4 separate regions of the Homo sapiens genome follow, and regions 2, 3 and 4 are each linked to region 1. Evidence: chromatin contacts called from ENCODE Hi-C or POLR2A ChIA-PET data. All regions are on one chromosome and are shown on one strand. Each heading gives the region's core, a stretch centred on a gene start or an enhancer-like site at or near the end of the contact. The rest is flanking DNA. Distances are from core to core; before and after follow the strand shown. Region 1 holds the start of ZBTB33 (zinc finger and BTB domain containing 33). Region 2 holds the start of UPF3B (UPF3B regulator of nonsense mediated mRNA decay). Region 3 holds the start of C1GALT1C1 (C1GALT1 specific chaperone 1). Region 4 holds the start of RNF113A (ring finger protein 113A).

Region 1 (3,714 bases), core at 866-3,365:
ATAGGTAGCTTTTAAACTTGTTTAGTTTTTGCTTGGTTAGGGGGTGAGAGATACAGCAAGAAGGGAAGAGAAGGTTTACTGTGCTTTGAATGAACAGGTTTCATCATATGTTAGTTGGTACTCCAAACTTTTAAAATACTTTCAGGAAAGTGACAATGGCATGGCAATTCTGTTGCCAGCCTCAGTGATGTAAATGCTGGTACAAAATAAATTGCATTGTGCCTTCCAGTTTACTGAGAGCTGACCAACAAACATGATATCTAGAGTGGCATCTATTGCCACTGTGATCTGTATTTCAAAGATATGTCTCATTTTAGTTTTCATCAATTAAGCCACTGAAAGATAAATAGATCCTAAACTTTCAAGATATACTTTGTTCTAATTACTAAGATTTTTTTTTTTACTACTAAGTTTTGGGGAGGATAACTCAGAAAAATGGTTATTAAGTACTCAGTTGCCAGGAAAAATACTAATCTGCCTTAGTTTATTTTACAACAGCATACTTCTATTTGCCATGAAATATCTTTATAGTAAACAATGAAACTTTTCATAATGCTAAGTCCTAATCAAAAATCAATAATGCAATAATTCCCACATAGTTTGTTTTCCCACAATACAAAATCTTGGAGAAGAGCTTAAGGAATTGCATATTTCCATGTGAAATACAGCTATATTATACCACTTTGATGTTTTATTATACCATGTGGCTTTACTTTATTGAGGAGGATGAAGAATAGATTAGGGATAGGTAGATGAGATGATGACATCCATGTCTGATTTCCTGTCAGAGAAAATTAGATATAGTTACATCTGTTTTCAGTCTAATATCCTGATGGACATTTTCAGCAAGATTTTTTAGGAAAGAAGCACAGGAATTCCACTGCAAGGTATTAATAGGTACAAATTTAAGATTTTGGAAATGAATGCAGTATTATCCTATATATATCTTTTTAAAAAGATAATGAAGGTAGTGAATGGCCTTAATTATGGCAGAAAAAAAGTTACTATTTGGTTCCTTAGTTGAATACGATCAATAACCAGCCTAAAAGGGAAACATTTTGCTCTCCAAACACCCATCCTGTTGCTTCATTTATTATGGTACTCAGTTGGAAGGGTATTACCAGAGGATTTTAAAAAATTATGTAACTCACAATGTATTTTTTCGGTCATTAAACAATCACTGAACACATACTATGTGTCAGACACTAAAGCCCTCTGAAGATGAAATGTTATGGAAATAGTAATAATAAAAAATTAAAATAGTAACAATAAAAAATTAAAAATGCAAGTGTTAATATTATTAATCTTTCAAGATACAGGTCAAATGACAGCATTCAATTTGCTATTCTCTTCTCTCTGCTTCTACACCTTGTACAAATATTTTTGTCCATGTTTGTGTACCTACCTACTGAGCTCCCTAAAGAGGTAGAGACCTTTGGGTTATTCATTTTTGTATTCCCGAGAGCCTAACATAGGGTTTTTGCTACAGATCAAGCAGGGGGTCAGTAAATGCTAGTTGGAATGAGGGAATTAACATAGTACTGCACCATTTAGTATTCAATTAAGAAGATAGTTGTCCAAACACTAAATTTCTTTCTTAAAAGTAGTTACTGTAATGTAGTTGCTCTCTTGTTATCCCAGAACTTGAATTACCATAAGAAGTTGTGAATTTCTATTTGATTGTATGTATTTTGATTATATTTCAAGATGGTTTATCATCTAGCAAACAGTCTAATAGAGCAGATTCAAACTTGCAAAATAAATGAAACCTGTATAGTCTCTAAAAGTTTGTATGCCCTAGAAGTTCACATTGAATTTCGATGAAAACGACTCGCTTCCCTTCCATCCAATTGCTTGCGACTGTCTTACCCGATCTTTCCCTTTCCTTTTTTCCCACCCGTTAGCCCTCCGGAAAGAGCCGAACACACAAGAGCTTCCCAGTCTTCCTCCGCCCCCTTGCGGAAAGAACCGAAGGCAGAGCACGGCGCCGAAGTGGAGCCGCCTCAAGCTCGGGCCCTTCCGGACCACCCCGGCCTGCGCTCGGAAGAGGAGGGCGCCTTTGGCTTCAGCGCTTCGCCCCCGCGCTGTGCCCTCTGTCGGCGGCGTGGGGCAGCTGTAGCAGCGTTGGCGGCAGGAGGCGGCGGCCGCGTCGACGTCGACCCAGACTGGAGCGACGTTTAAAGAAGGGGCAGAATCGCTGGGGAGTGCGGCTTCTTCTTGTTGGGGGACTCCCAGCCTTCCGCGCGTCCGGAGGAGGAGAAGCGGCGGCGCCGGGAAGCAGGTGAGGACCCGGCCCCAATCAGGGAGGGGGCGAAGGAGCGCGCTTGCCTTCTCCGTCCCTGGGCCGCGCCTGCGTTTGCATTCGCCTCACTTGAACCAGGAAGCGGCAGAGTCGGAGGCTCAGCTCCTCCGGCTCTTTCTTTGTGTGGGCCGGGGAGCGAAGGAGGGGACGAGCCGCGAGGGCCGCGGCGCGGTCCCCTTCGCCGTTAGGGGCCGAGGGGCTGCCGGTGCCCTGGGTAGGCCCCGGGGCTTGGGGAATCCATCACAGAGACCCACTTGGCTTTTCCCTCGCCCCTCTCGCTGCTTTTTTGTGCCTCTTTTACTCCCCTAGCCCCTACTTTGATTTAGAGCTTTTCTGCCAGGCCCATCCTCCCCTTCCGTCCCCTTCCCGGGGCACAACAATGCCGCCTGCTTCGCTTCATCCCCCCCCCAACACCCCACCCTGCCGTTCGCCACCTTCTACTTTCCCTGGTACCCCATATTCCTCCCGCCCTCACTCTGCTGTTTGTACCTCCGTCTGTATTTGCAAGAAGCTTGCTTTGCACGTGAATTGGGGTTAAAAACCTCGGTTGCAGCTGGCAGGGTCCATATGGGGAAGAGGGAGGTGGAGGAAGGGAGATGAGGTTCAGCTGCCGCAGGGAGCCGCGTGTCGGTTTGTTTCACTCCCTCGCGGATGGCTTTTATCTCTTTCCACCGTCACCAGCTCCTCCGAACTGGCCCTCGGTCAAGGGTTTCACAGTGATGTGGAATGGCTTTTCCACAGTCGAATCGCATATCTTCGGAGTGGGTTCAGACCGACTTGTGCTGTCTCTGGGGCCACCCTGAGTGGGAGGAGGGGGACACATAAACGAAACGAAACCGAGTCCCAGTGTCACCTGGACACGTACATTTGACGCATTCCCATATTGGAAGAACCCGGGAGCAAATGACAAAAATTGCGTGCCGTTTTCAGAAAACCTGTCTTTCCACTTAATATCGACTTCTGTCGAAATGCCCGTATTTCGGAAGCCCTGGTTTTTGGCAAACTGTCCAAAGGTCACCCTTTCTGATGATGAATGCCTTTATGGTAACCTGGAATTCCTTGGTACTGTTAACATGCAACACCTTCTAATAATGTTTTAAATCTTGATTTTTAGACTTTTTGCCTGCTGTTTGTTCTTAAGGTATCATTTTGAAAAATTTAGAAGGTATTTGAGACAGAACTGCCCTCCACCTGTATATAACTTAAGCATTGTGACATCGACACCCTTTTGGTAACTTCAAAGGGAGAGAATATTAATAAAAATATTTCTTCACTAAAAGTACTTGTCAACTAATTGTTAATATATAATATCCATATATTAAAATATATCCATATATAATATGTATGGATATTATATATTTTTAATATATGGGTTTTTTTAAACTCTGGCCTCTTTGTTACTGGAAATATCT
Region 2 (3,714 bases), core at 1-2,500, 400 kb before region 1:
AAGAATGAAAGAAACCTTTTTCATTTACCCCTTTCCTTTTTTTTTTTTTTTTACCTCGTATCATTAGAAAAAAACTCAAAATAATCATGCTCAGGCATAGGTTGAAGATGTTCCTGAAGCTGCTCCTTGGTCAAAGTGGGAGGTAATCTTCGAATTACCACCTTAAGAAATGCATAAGGAAAATAAAATTAGTACAAATCAGTTTTCTGTCATACCTGAAAGAATCACAGTTCCTGAAGAAGGCTGGGCTTTAAAATATGAGATCACTTGTAAAAACCCAGGAGAAAATATTCTTCTGCAGCCCAATGCTCAGAATTAGTCAAACATAATAGTAACGCGGTTTAAAAAAACCCTTGGAAATGAGAACCACCTGGAGCAAGGAAAAATCGCAGGTTTTGCTCTTTACAGCAGCCCTGCAGTTTACCAGGTTTGTGCATCATTTTCGATCACCCATTTTTTAACAGATCTAGTGGCAATAACTTAGTAAGCCAACGCTGGTCTTTGTGGGTGCCACGAAATCTTGATTTAGCAACAAGTTTCTCCCACGTCCAACACATCTTAAAACAAAATCCTTGCCCATTGAACTTAAGAATTCAAAACTCTAACGAATACAAAAAATCTACCCATTGCTCTCAAAATAGGATGCTCTCGATCTACCCTCCTGTACCATTAATCACCCTGCACTCTCCCCCAACTCGCCTCCATGAATAATATTCCCATCCCTCATGTCTCCTTCACTATTTAATATTTCTCCCCAATTACACCTTTAGTTCCTCATTCTTTATACCGTCGCTCTTCCCTCCCATTATCATCTCACAGCTCTGACCTAAACCCTTCCCGTTTGGGGAGTCCCCTCTTTTCCTCACCCCCACCCAGGATTTGGCCGGGAGGGGCTCTCCCCATTTCGGGTGAATGGATGAACCAGGATGATGCGACTTCCATTCAGGCGAAGAGATAGAAGGAGAACCTGAGAAAGAAAGGGGGCAGCCCCATTCCCAGCCATCCTCCCCGCGCTGCGGACTCGTCCCGCCCTCTCCCGGGCCAGCGGCCGACCGGGCACCTTGCTCAGCGCTTCTTTCTTCTCCTTGTTGCGATCCTGCTTATCTTCCCCCTTGGAGCTGTCCCCCGAGGTCCCACCACCGCTGCCTGTGGCCCCGGCGGGGGTTAACAGGGTTACTCGCTTCTCCTTAGGCCTGTGCTCCTTCTCTTCCTTCATGGCTACGTCCCCCGCTGAAGCGGCTTGGCCGGAACGGGGTTACCCCGGGCACAAACGGCTCCCGGGAAGCTCCCGTCAAAGCTCCGCCCCCAACAAATGCCCCTTGTGATAAGTCGGGCCCCACGTTCCATTGGGTCCTGCCAAGCTCTCGCGAGACTTGGGCCTTTCCCAGTGCAAAGGTTTTAACACCTGGTTTTTACTTCCCGCCCGCCAAGTTCCTGCGCCACCCAATCCCCTCGCGGCCCAGACTCCCTCGGGGCCCGCCCCTTCGCGCGTCATTAGCAATTCCGCCATCTTGAAGTGACTCTGTCGGGGACTACAAATCCCGGCATACAAAGCAGCTACCCGCTTTTGTTGGGCGTTCAGGGGCCAGAGCTATCTCAGGGTCCCTGTTTGTGAGTAAATCGAATCCTTTCATCTTCAGAGTTTTCCAGGTCGAAAGATAGGTTCTTCACGCTTAGTTTCCATCAGATAAACTCAATGCCGTCCAAATTTTGCCTCACTAGGGGAGCGACTTGTATTTTTTATCATTGAATTCAGAGGCTTTAGCATTTATTTTCCTACAACTAAAAGAAAAAGCCTAACATTTAAAAAACTTTATTTTCCTTATATTGATTAGGATTTACAGATACTTAGTAAATACTACAATATTAGCCGAGTTCAGTGGCGCACGCCTGTAGTCCCAGCTGCTCGGGAAGGTTGAGAAGAGAGGATCTTGAGCCCAGGAATTCGAGGCTGCAGTGAGCCATGATCGCGCCGCTGCACTCCAGCTTGGGCGACAGAGCGAGACCCTGTATATAAAAAAGAAGGATAATAATAAATAAACACAAGATACTGATATTTAAAGGAGTAATATGACTAAAATATACAAGATTTGTTTTCATCACCTTATTTTAGCAAAAGGATCCTTCTCCCCAGGTACTGATGTCCCACAGGGAGGGGAATAAAAATAAAACCCAACTTGATTTAGTTGCGATCACCATCTTCACTTAAAAAGGGCCAATTTTACATTATTTATAATAACTCCAAACTGGAAACAATCCAAATGTGAATCTAACAGTGATTATGTTGAGTGACAGAATCTAGACACAGAGTACATGTTGTACAATTCCATTTATATGAAATTTTAGAAAAATAAAACCACAGTGATAGAAAGCAGATCAGTCGGCCAGGCGTGGTGGCTCACGCCTGTAATCCCAGCACTTTAGGAGGCCAAGGTGGGTGGATCACCTGAGGTCAGGAGTTCGAGACCAGCCTGGCTAACTTGGCGAAACCCTGTCTCTACTAAAAACAAAAAAAATTAGCAGGGCGTGGTGGCACATTCCTGTAATCCCAGCACTTTGAGAGGCCGAGGCCGGCGGATCACCTGAGATCAGGAGTTCGACACCAGCCTGGCCAACTTGGTGAAACCCTGTCTCTACTAAAATACAAAAATTATCTGGGCATGGTGGCAGGCGCCTGTAGTCCCAGCTATTTGGGAGGCTGAGGCAGGAGAGTCACTTGAACCTGGGAGGCGGAGGTTGCAGTGAGCCGAGGTTGTGCCACCGCACTCCAACCTGGGTGACAGAGTGAGACTCCATCTCAAAAAGAGAGAGAGACACAGACACCCATAGAGGACAGAAACCAAATTAAAGATGCAATAGGAGCCCAAGGCAGAAAGCTGCCTAAGGGCCAACTCCCATTTTTGCCGACCTCTAGAATATATTCCCCTGACTCTGCACTTAAATTTTCTCACTCCAATTGTCCAGCCTATTCTTGGATTCCTATTCCTGTGGCTAAAACGGTTTCCCTGTATTTGACATCTGTTACTCTTGCTTTCAGTACCTGGCCGTTCTTATGAGCCTTGTTTATGCATCTGCCTCTGACCTACTGCTTAGCTCTGCACTTGCATGTTGGTAGTGTATGCCTCTGTTTTGGTGTCCTCACTAGCTTTAAACCACCAGCTGTTTGTCAGTTGCCAGAATAAAGTGTCCCAGGGCTCAGTCCTTAGACCTCTTTTCTATGTACACTCACTCCTTTATTAATCTCATTCATTCTTTTGGCTTTTCTGTCTTTGCTGACAACTCTACTCTAGAATTTACATGTCCAGGCCGGGCGTGGTGGCTCACAGCTGTAATCTCAGCACTTTGGGAGGCCGAGGCGGGTGGATCACCTGAGGTCGGGAGTTCGAGACCAGCCTGGCCAACATGTGACATCCCGTCTCTACTAAAAATACAAAAAAATTAGCCGGGCGTGGTGGCAGGCAGCTATAATCCCAGCTACTCAGGAGGCTGAGGCAGGTGATTCGCTTGAACCCAGGAGGTCGAGGTTGCAGTGAGCCGAGATTGTGCCAGTGCACTCCAGTCTGGGCGACAGAGCGAGACTCCGTCTCAAAACCAAAACAAAACAAAAAAAGAATTTACATCTCCAGCCCATACCTCCCTGATGATTTCCAGAGTCATGTATCCAACTGCCTATTGAACATCTCCACTTAAGACGTCTAACGTGTTCAGCCACCG
Region 3 (3,714 bases), core at 554-3,053, 380 kb after region 1:
ATAAATAAAAGAAATTAAAAGCTGACATTAAATAAACTTGTTGAAAAAAATTGTATGTTAACCATTTATTCTAGTAAAGGCTGAATTTTCCAATCTTCCCTCCATCTTCAGAAAAAAGCAATCTATTGAGCTACTTAGACTTCCCAGTTTTCTCTTATGGTTGAAAGGAGCCTTAGAAAACTACCCAATGTCAGTCACTTCTCTCATTTTACAGAGAGGAAATGGAAGTCCACAGAGGTTAAATAACTGACTCAGTCACACAGTTAGACAGTGGTATAAGTGGACTAGAAACCACATTTCTCAATATCAGTTTAATGGTTTTTTTCCATTACAGAAGAATAATTGCCATAGTGCTTCTACCACATTAGAGTTTAATAAATGGGTTACTGAATATCCTTGTTTTCATACAAATGGGAAAAAAGTGGGATCTGTTGACCATAACTGATATTTTGCACCCAACAGCACCATATTGCTACAAGGAAACCACTCCTGTGGTTTTCTGCTAGAGGAAATGGAATTTTGACTTCTACCAGAAAGACAAGGTGTGGAATAGCTTGGCAGATGTAATTTCTGAGCGGTGGGTGGGGCAAGAGGCAGGAAGACTTTCCTGTGTCACTCACAGAACTTGGTCAATAAACACAGTTCCAAGAAGAGAAGTGACAGAAAACAAGCTCGGCATAATATTAGAATTGTCGGCTGTGTGCGGTGGCTCACGCCTGTAATCCCAGCACTTTGGGAGGCCGAGGCAGGTGGATCACCTGAGGTAGGGAGTTCAAGACCAGCCTGGCCAACATGGTGAGACCCTGTCTCGACTAAAAATACAAAAATTAGCCGGGCATGGTGGCATATGACTGTAATCCCAGCTACTCAGGAGGCTGAGGCAGGAGAATTGCTTGAACCCGGGAGGCGGAGGTTGCAGGCAGTGAGCCAAGATCGCACCACAGCACTCCGGCCTGGGCAACAAGAGCGAGACTCTGTTTCAAAAAAAAAAAAGAAAGAAAGAAAGAAAAAAGAAAAAGAATTGTCAGGTGCACTCTAAGATTAATTTATATAGGATTTTTGTATTTCATGTCACGCAGTTTTCATTATTTCTGGCCAATACATAATTCACATGTTTCTTTGCTCAATTATGGCATATGTGTCAGAATTCTTCCTGATGGTGATCCTACTCCTGGCTGCAAAAATAGTGATCAAAACTCAGTAAGTCTACACATTTTAAATAAAATAATTTGCAAAAATTATTCTAAGGAGATTTTTTCCCCATCACAGAGGCAAAAAATATAACACTAGGGATGCATATGATAGGATACTTTGTGCAGAAGGAAACAAAACTGCACACGAGCACAAATGAAACAGAAACTACCCCAATGGTTTTTAGATGAACCTTTTTGGGTGAAGGTAGTTGGGGTGAAGTACGGAAAACGAAGACGAAATAGGGAAGAGAAGTGAGAGGGAGGACATGGTAACCTCGATATCCCTCTGAGGGACCAAGAGAGCGCCCCCAGGAAGAAGACTCTCGGTCTCCTGTGCTGACAATCCTCCCGCTGCACCTGCCCAAGCATCCCGCGTGGAGCATGCTGGGAGAGGGCTGGGGCCCAGGCCTCCCCCAAGAGAGGGAGGGGAGTCAGGGTGCGCTTGGGGTGGGGGTCGAGGCCCCGCCACTCACCCGCGTCTAGAACGGCTTGGGGACAGGAAAGCGCAGCCGCGCACGGGTTTCCTCTCACGTTGGCGCACCACTCCGTTACGCTCCTGACCAGGCTGTTCTAGCTGCAGGCGGTGTTCTCTCGTTGGTCTCGCTAAAGGTGGGGAGCGCCAGGAAACGAGCGCCGCGAAGGCGGGGGTAGTGGGGCGGGGTAAAGGAGCCGGCGGCTGGGCGGAGCCGTCCGTTTGCCCGCCCGCGCAGGCGTCGGAAGGGCCGGCGCGCCCGCTGCGCGCACACTGCGTGCCCTTTCTCCCCGCCCCCTGCCGAGTTCAGAGACTTGCTATAGGCCTGCGTGACCCGGACGCTCTCCTTTACCCAACGGGCGTCCAGAGAAGAGGCCGTGCGTACGACTCGCTGACACCTCCCATTTCACCTTCCTGGCATGGAAATTGCGAGAGCGAGAGATTCTTGCTCCCGGTGTCGCTTTTTATCAGACCTCTTGATGGTTTCTCTGATGTACCCCTGCGTCCTTGAACCCTCATATTGCCCACCCCCCCAGTACTCCTGGGCTGAGACCAAAACGCAAGCCACTGAAATAGTCACGTAATTATGACACCAACGGTTTCCTATTATTACTGGAATGAGATCTGAAGCCCCACTGCCTGGAATCCAATCCTGTCTTCACCACACCTTTTGATATCCCAGGAAAGTTATTTCACCTCGCTGTGCCTCAGTTCCCTCATTTGTAAAGTACAGAAAATGTCACAGTAGTGCCTATTTCATAGAAAATTAGATGAGATAGTGCATATGACTCCCTTAGCAAAATTTCAAGCCTAGAGTAAGCATTTACTAAAAAGTACTGGCTGTTATTATTCACCCCAGTATTTCTAGTACTTAACCACAGTGCCAGCACGCAGTGGACAGTAAATATTAGTGGAATTAATGAATATTAGAACTACAGCTGAGGAACCAGGCCTAAAAAGGATAAGGAAATTTCAAAAGTCCACACAGCAAGTTAATGGCAGAGGTGGGACTGGAATCCAGGTCTCTTTTTTTTTTTTTTTTGAGACGGAGTTTCACTCTTGTTGCCCAGGCTGGAGTGCAATGGCACGATCTCGGCTCACTGCAACCTCTGCCTCCCGGGTTCAAGCGATTCTTCTACCTCAGCCTCCCTAGCAGCTGGGATTACAGACGCCCGCCACCACGCCCGGCTAATTTTTGTATTATTAGTAGAGACGGGGTTGGCCAGGCTGGTCTTGAATTCCTGACCTCAGGTGATCCACCCGCCTCGGCCTCCCAAAGTGCTGGGATTACAGGCTTGAGCCACTGCGCACGGCCCCCAGGTCTTCTAATTAAGAGTGCAGAGCTCTCTTTCCACGAAATATTTGATGTGTCTCTTTTTTTTTTTTTTTTTTTTGAGACCGAGTTTCGTTCTTTTTGCCCAGGCTGGAGTGCAATGGCGGGATCTCGGTTCACTGCAGCCTCTGCCTCCCGGGTTCAAGTGATTCTCCTGCCTCAGCCTCCCTAGTGGCTAGGATTACAGGTGTGCGCCACCACGTCTGGTTATTATTATTTTTTTTTTTAGTAGAGACGGGGTTTCGCCGTGTTGGCCAGGCTGGTCTCGAACTCCTGACCTCAGGTGTTCCACCCGCCTCGGCCTTCCACAGTGCTGGGATTACAGGTGTGAGCCACCGATCTGTCTTTTAAAATTCATTTTTGGCCAGGCGCAGTGGCTCACGCCTGTAATCCCAAAACTGTGGGAGGCCGAGGCAGGTGGATCACCTGAGGTCAGGAGATCAAGACCATCCTGGCTAACACGGTGAAACCCTGTCTCTACTAAAAATACAAAAAATTAGCCGGGCGCGGTGGCATGCGCCTGTAGTCCCAGCTACTCGGGAGGCTGAGGCAGGAGAATGCCGTGAACCCGGGAGGCGGAGCTTGCAGTGAGCCGAGATAGCGCCACTGCAGTCTGGCCTGGGCGAAAGAGCGAGACTCCGAGGCGGGCGGATCACGAGGTCAGGAGATCGAGACCATCCTGGCTAACACAGTGAAACCCCGTCTCTACTAAAAAT
Region 4 (3,714 bases), core at 900-3,399, 380 kb before region 1:
AATGGATGATAAAATATTGTTTTTGACCTCTGCAGGTTCACGAGTTCTGTCTACAATAGTAATGTCCAATACAGTGGTCAGACACATTTCAAGTGCTCAATAGCCACCTGGGGCTAGTGTCTGTCACACTGGATAGCTGAGCACAGATACTTTTATCACCCATGGACGTGGGGGTTAACTATAGCTGCTTCCAAGACAGCAAGGGAGCCGGGCTCGGTGGCTCACACCTGTAATCCCAGCACTTTGGGAGGCCAAGGCAGGTGGATCACGAGGCCAGGCGATCGAGACCATCCTGGCTAGTATGGTGAAACCCCGTCTCTACTAAAAATACAAAAAAAAAAAAAAAAAATAGCCGGGTGTGGTGGCATGCGCCTGTAGTCTCAGCTACGCGGGAGGCTGAGGCAGGGGAATCGCTTGAACCGGGGAGGCGGAGGTTGCAGTGAGCTGAGATCGCGCCACTGCACTCTAGCCTGGGCAAGAGAGCGAGACTCCGTCTCAAAAACAAATAAATAAATAAATAACCAAGACAGCAAGGAACATTTCCCATATGTGAAGCCTGTGGTGCTAGCTACCAGTTCCCCAAACACAACCCCTCTCCCCAACACCTTGGCTCGGGTATATTTTGTAGTACAGGCTCCCAAGAGAAAGAATGCATGAAAGTACTTTGTAAACTATTAAGTGATACAGAAATGTGATATAATAAACAGGCTCAGAGGTCTTGCTTTCATCATGGCTTTGGTTACTTCGAGCAAATTATAGCTCTTTTCTCAAACTACTCCCACCCCTATAATTTATGCCAAAGTGTTCTGAAAAGAAACACAGGCAAAATGGTTATCCTAGGGCTAAAAATCCTGATTATACCTACCTTGAAGCTTTTAATCCAGGACCCTACTTCACCACCCGCCTGCTCTGTCACTTTCTCTACAAAGGAAGGACACGAAGTAAGACTTCCAAAAGAACAAAACGTTTATTTTTTAAATTTAAGAATTATGGGAAACCTAAGTAATGGGAATTGCATCCTCATCGGGGTCTTCTGGCAAGTCGGAAGCACCACCCTCTCCTGTAGCTCGATGCTTCTCTAGTTTAGCAATCAATTCTTTCGCTGGATTGAAGACGCCATTGGTCTGCTGGTCACAGACATAGCAGCGCGGGGTGGTGCGGAAATGCTGCAGTGCACAGCTCTCGCAGAAATAATGCCTGCACTTGGTGACAACTGGGTTTTGGAAGCTCTGGCGACAGATGAAACACTTGAATGGTATTTCCTCATCATCGCTTCCCACTTCATAGTTTTCATCCTCATAGACACCATAGCGACCCTCATCAAGCTCACGTTCGATCTGCCACCCATGCTTGTAATCTGAACGGTCATGGAGGAATTTGCAGCTGTCTCCGAAGCCGCAGAAGCCAGTCTCTTTGTAGTCCTTACAGATGTCGGGCTGGTAATCCCAGCGCACGGTGGCACGTAGATGCTCGGGCGCTCGGATGGGGCCCTTCCTCACCATCCCGGAAGAGGCATTGCCCATAGACGTATCCTTGGGCTTCATGTATTTCTGATAATTGTTGATTCCCCGATAGATCTTGTCATCCTCCTTGCCCCTCAGCTCCTCCTGGATCTTCTGGCTGCGCTCAAAGATGGCTTGTGCATCGCGCTCTTTCTCTGTGTCCAGCTCATAGACAGCTGTCGCTCCCATATCCTCTGGTCCCACGGGTTTCGCCGAACGGGTGGATTTATAAACCACGCCGAGACTCTCGGGCTCATTTTCCTCTTCCTCTTCGCTGCTCAAGTCGCCGTAAGCCGCCTTCTGTTTACCACTGTCACGGGTCTTCTGTATCATTGGATTGTGGGTCACCCGCTTCTTTTCCGGTCGAACCACAGTGCAGCCTTCGTCGCTACTGCTGCCGCTTTCTCCGGGCTCTGGGTCGCAGGCCGGGCGCTTTCTGCGTCCAGCAGCCCCTTTCCGCCCAGGCTTTTTGAAAAGGAAGGTGCACACCTGATCCACCGCCTTTCCTGGAGAAAGCTGCTCTGCCATTTTAGAGTCCTGAGCTCCGAAACAGCCGTGGCTGCCTGGGTTGCACTTGGCCCCTGCACGTCACTCCACGTTGCGCGCTCCGCCGGGAGTCGAAGCAAAAGACACTGACGGAAGAGGACTGCGAGAGCCCGAGCGCCCGTCTCTCTTGTGCCCTAGCAGATTCCGTCGCTTCTTCCGGAGCCGTACGTGGCACCGCCCCGCTCGCGGGCGGCCGCGGGGCTTGCTGGGAAGAGAGGCGAAGCCAGGTCACCTTTCAAGGACCCAGAAGTAGGGTTTTGGCCTAGGTAACGGGGCAGAGATGTGGTTCGAGATTCTCCCCGGACTCTCCGTCATGGGCGTGTGCTTGTTGATTCCAGGACTGGCTACTGCGTACATCCACAGGTTCACTAACGGGGGCAAGGTAAGCCGGCTTCGGCCCGGGGGCCGACTCCACGGGCTGATTTCCGAAAAGGGTGGTGGGCAGGGAGACCGTCAGCCTGCGAACCCTCTCTCCGAGGTCGGCCCTCTACTTGCTTCCGGTTGCCTAGAAGCCGAGGCTTGCGAAACGAAGCCCGATAGAAACTACATCCTGCTCTAGTGAAAAACAGCGTTTCTGGGTGTATCAGAGTGGGCCTTAGGGCAGAGTAGCGACGCGGGGGCCGGGAAGGTAGATTAGAAAAGGTGGCTCAAGCCTGAGAATCGCTCACTGCAACCTCCGCCTTCTGGGTTCAAGAGATTCTCCTGGTTGGGCGCGGTGGATCACGCCTGTAATCCCAGCACTTTGGGAGACCGAGGCGAGCGGATCACCTGAGGTCGGGAGTTCGATACCAGCCTGACCAACATGGAGAAACCCCGTCTCTCCTAAAAATACAAAATTAGCTGGGCGTGGTGGCGCATGCCTGTAATCCCAGCTACTCGGGAGGCTGAGGCAGGAGAATCACTTGAACCCAGGAGGCGGAGGTTGCGATGAGCCGAGATCGCGCCACTGCACTCCAGCCTGGGCAACAAGAGCGAAACTCCGTCTCAAAAAAAAATAAATAAAGAAAGAAATTTTCCTGCTTCAGCCTCCCGAGTAGCCGGGACCACGCCTGGCTTTTTTTTTTTTTTTGTAGAGGCGGGGTTTCATCATGTTGGCGAGGCTGGTCTCGAACTTCTGACCTCGGTTGATCCACCCGCCTTGATCTCCCAAAGTGCTGGGATTACAGGCGTGAGCCGCCGCGACCGGCCACCCTTGACTTTTTTATTCCCCACTTTCTCTTGCAAGCCTTTAGGAATTTACTGCGAGATCTTGTTTTTTTACATCAGGATTCATTTTCCCCTCTTCCTAGTCCTTCACATCATCTCAAGAGTACAGGATATAAATTTATTTACTTTTTGATTTTGTTATTGTTCTTCACGTGTGATCTACAGCTGTTGTTTCTTAGTGTCCCAAAAGACAACAACTAGATATTTCTTTTTTTTTTTTTTTAAAAAAAAAGGAAAAAAAATTCATGTTGGTTAAAATAGTGTAAAAAGTCACAGGTACCAACTTAATCCTAAAGTTTAGTGGTCTGATTTTATTTAGGAGATTCTGTTCTTTGTACTACTAATTTGCATTTTTATTTAAACGATGATTCCATTTCTCTGGAATGTCCCTTTTAAAAATTGTAGTATCTATCAATTGGGTCACTCACTTTTATAAACTGCAACAATAATTGTCTCTTAT

What was found. Hi-C counts contacts between places; a loop is a spot of excess contacts on that map. ChIA-PET counts read pairs that join two places held with the same protein, here RNA polymerase II (POLR2A). Pooled maps may share reads with other maps.
Region 2: a map of ascending aorta shows a loop between it and region 1 (13-fold over the local background). The contact joins the promoter of UPF3B here to the promoter of ZBTB33 in region 1. A Hi-C loop is called at or near these places in 1 of 168 maps with a recorded cell type or tissue (ascending aorta) and 13 of 50 pooled maps. POLR2A ChIA-PET finds 5 or more read pairs at or near these places in 3 of 52 experiments (CD4-positive, alpha-beta T cell, PC-9 and naive thymus-derived CD4-positive, alpha-beta T cell).
Region 3: a loop to region 1 is called in a map of CD8-positive, alpha-beta T cell, with 4 times the contacts of the local background. The contact joins the promoter of C1GALT1C1 here to the promoter of ZBTB33 in region 1. A Hi-C loop is called at or near these places in 1 of 168 maps with a recorded cell type or tissue (CD8-positive, alpha-beta T cell), 5 of 37 single-sample maps with no recorded cell type and 23 of 50 pooled maps.
Region 4: a map of CD8-positive, alpha-beta T cell shows a loop between it and region 1 (7-fold over the local background). The contact joins the promoter of RNF113A here to the promoter of ZBTB33 in region 1. A Hi-C loop is called at or near these places in 5 of 168 maps with a recorded cell type or tissue (CD8-positive, alpha-beta T cell, HepG2, gastrocnemius medialis and 1 more), 2 of 37 single-sample maps with no recorded cell type and 17 of 50 pooled maps.

Annotation. Positions count from the first base shown.
Region 1 is chrX:120,248,697-120,252,410 of GRCh38, forward strand. It overlaps ZBTB33 (zinc finger and BTB domain containing 33), which reads left to right and starts at 2,116. Exons shown (of 3, transcript NM_001184742.2): 1 at 2,116-2,281. It also overlaps a transcript of TMEM255A not described here. RefSeq lists an enhancer at 1,823-2,661.
Region 2 is chrX:119,851,713-119,855,426 of GRCh38, forward strand. UPF3B (UPF3B regulator of nonsense mediated mRNA decay) reads right to left here and starts at 1,251. Exons shown (of 11, transcript NM_080632.3): 1 at 1,061-1,251; 2 at 55-161. The coding sequence starts at 1,216. RefSeq lists an enhancer at 1,226-1,285.
Region 3 is chrX:120,628,251-120,631,964 of GRCh38, forward strand. It overlaps C1GALT1C1 (C1GALT1 specific chaperone 1), which reads right to left and starts at 1,804. Exons shown (of 2, transcript NM_001011551.3): 1 at 1,667-1,804. RefSeq lists an enhancer at 1,185-2,112 and a silencer at 1,772-2,041.
Region 4 is chrX:119,869,584-119,873,297 of GRCh38, forward strand. It overlaps RNF113A (ring finger protein 113A), which reads right to left and starts at 2,150. Exons shown (of 1, transcript NM_006978.3): 1 at 892-2,150. The coding sequence starts at 2,030. The coding sequence ends at 999. It overlaps NDUFA1 (NADH:ubiquinone oxidoreductase subunit A1), which reads left to right and starts at 2,249. Exons shown (of 3, transcript NM_004541.4): 1 at 2,249-2,430. The coding sequence starts at 2,329. RefSeq lists an enhancer at 1,863-2,572.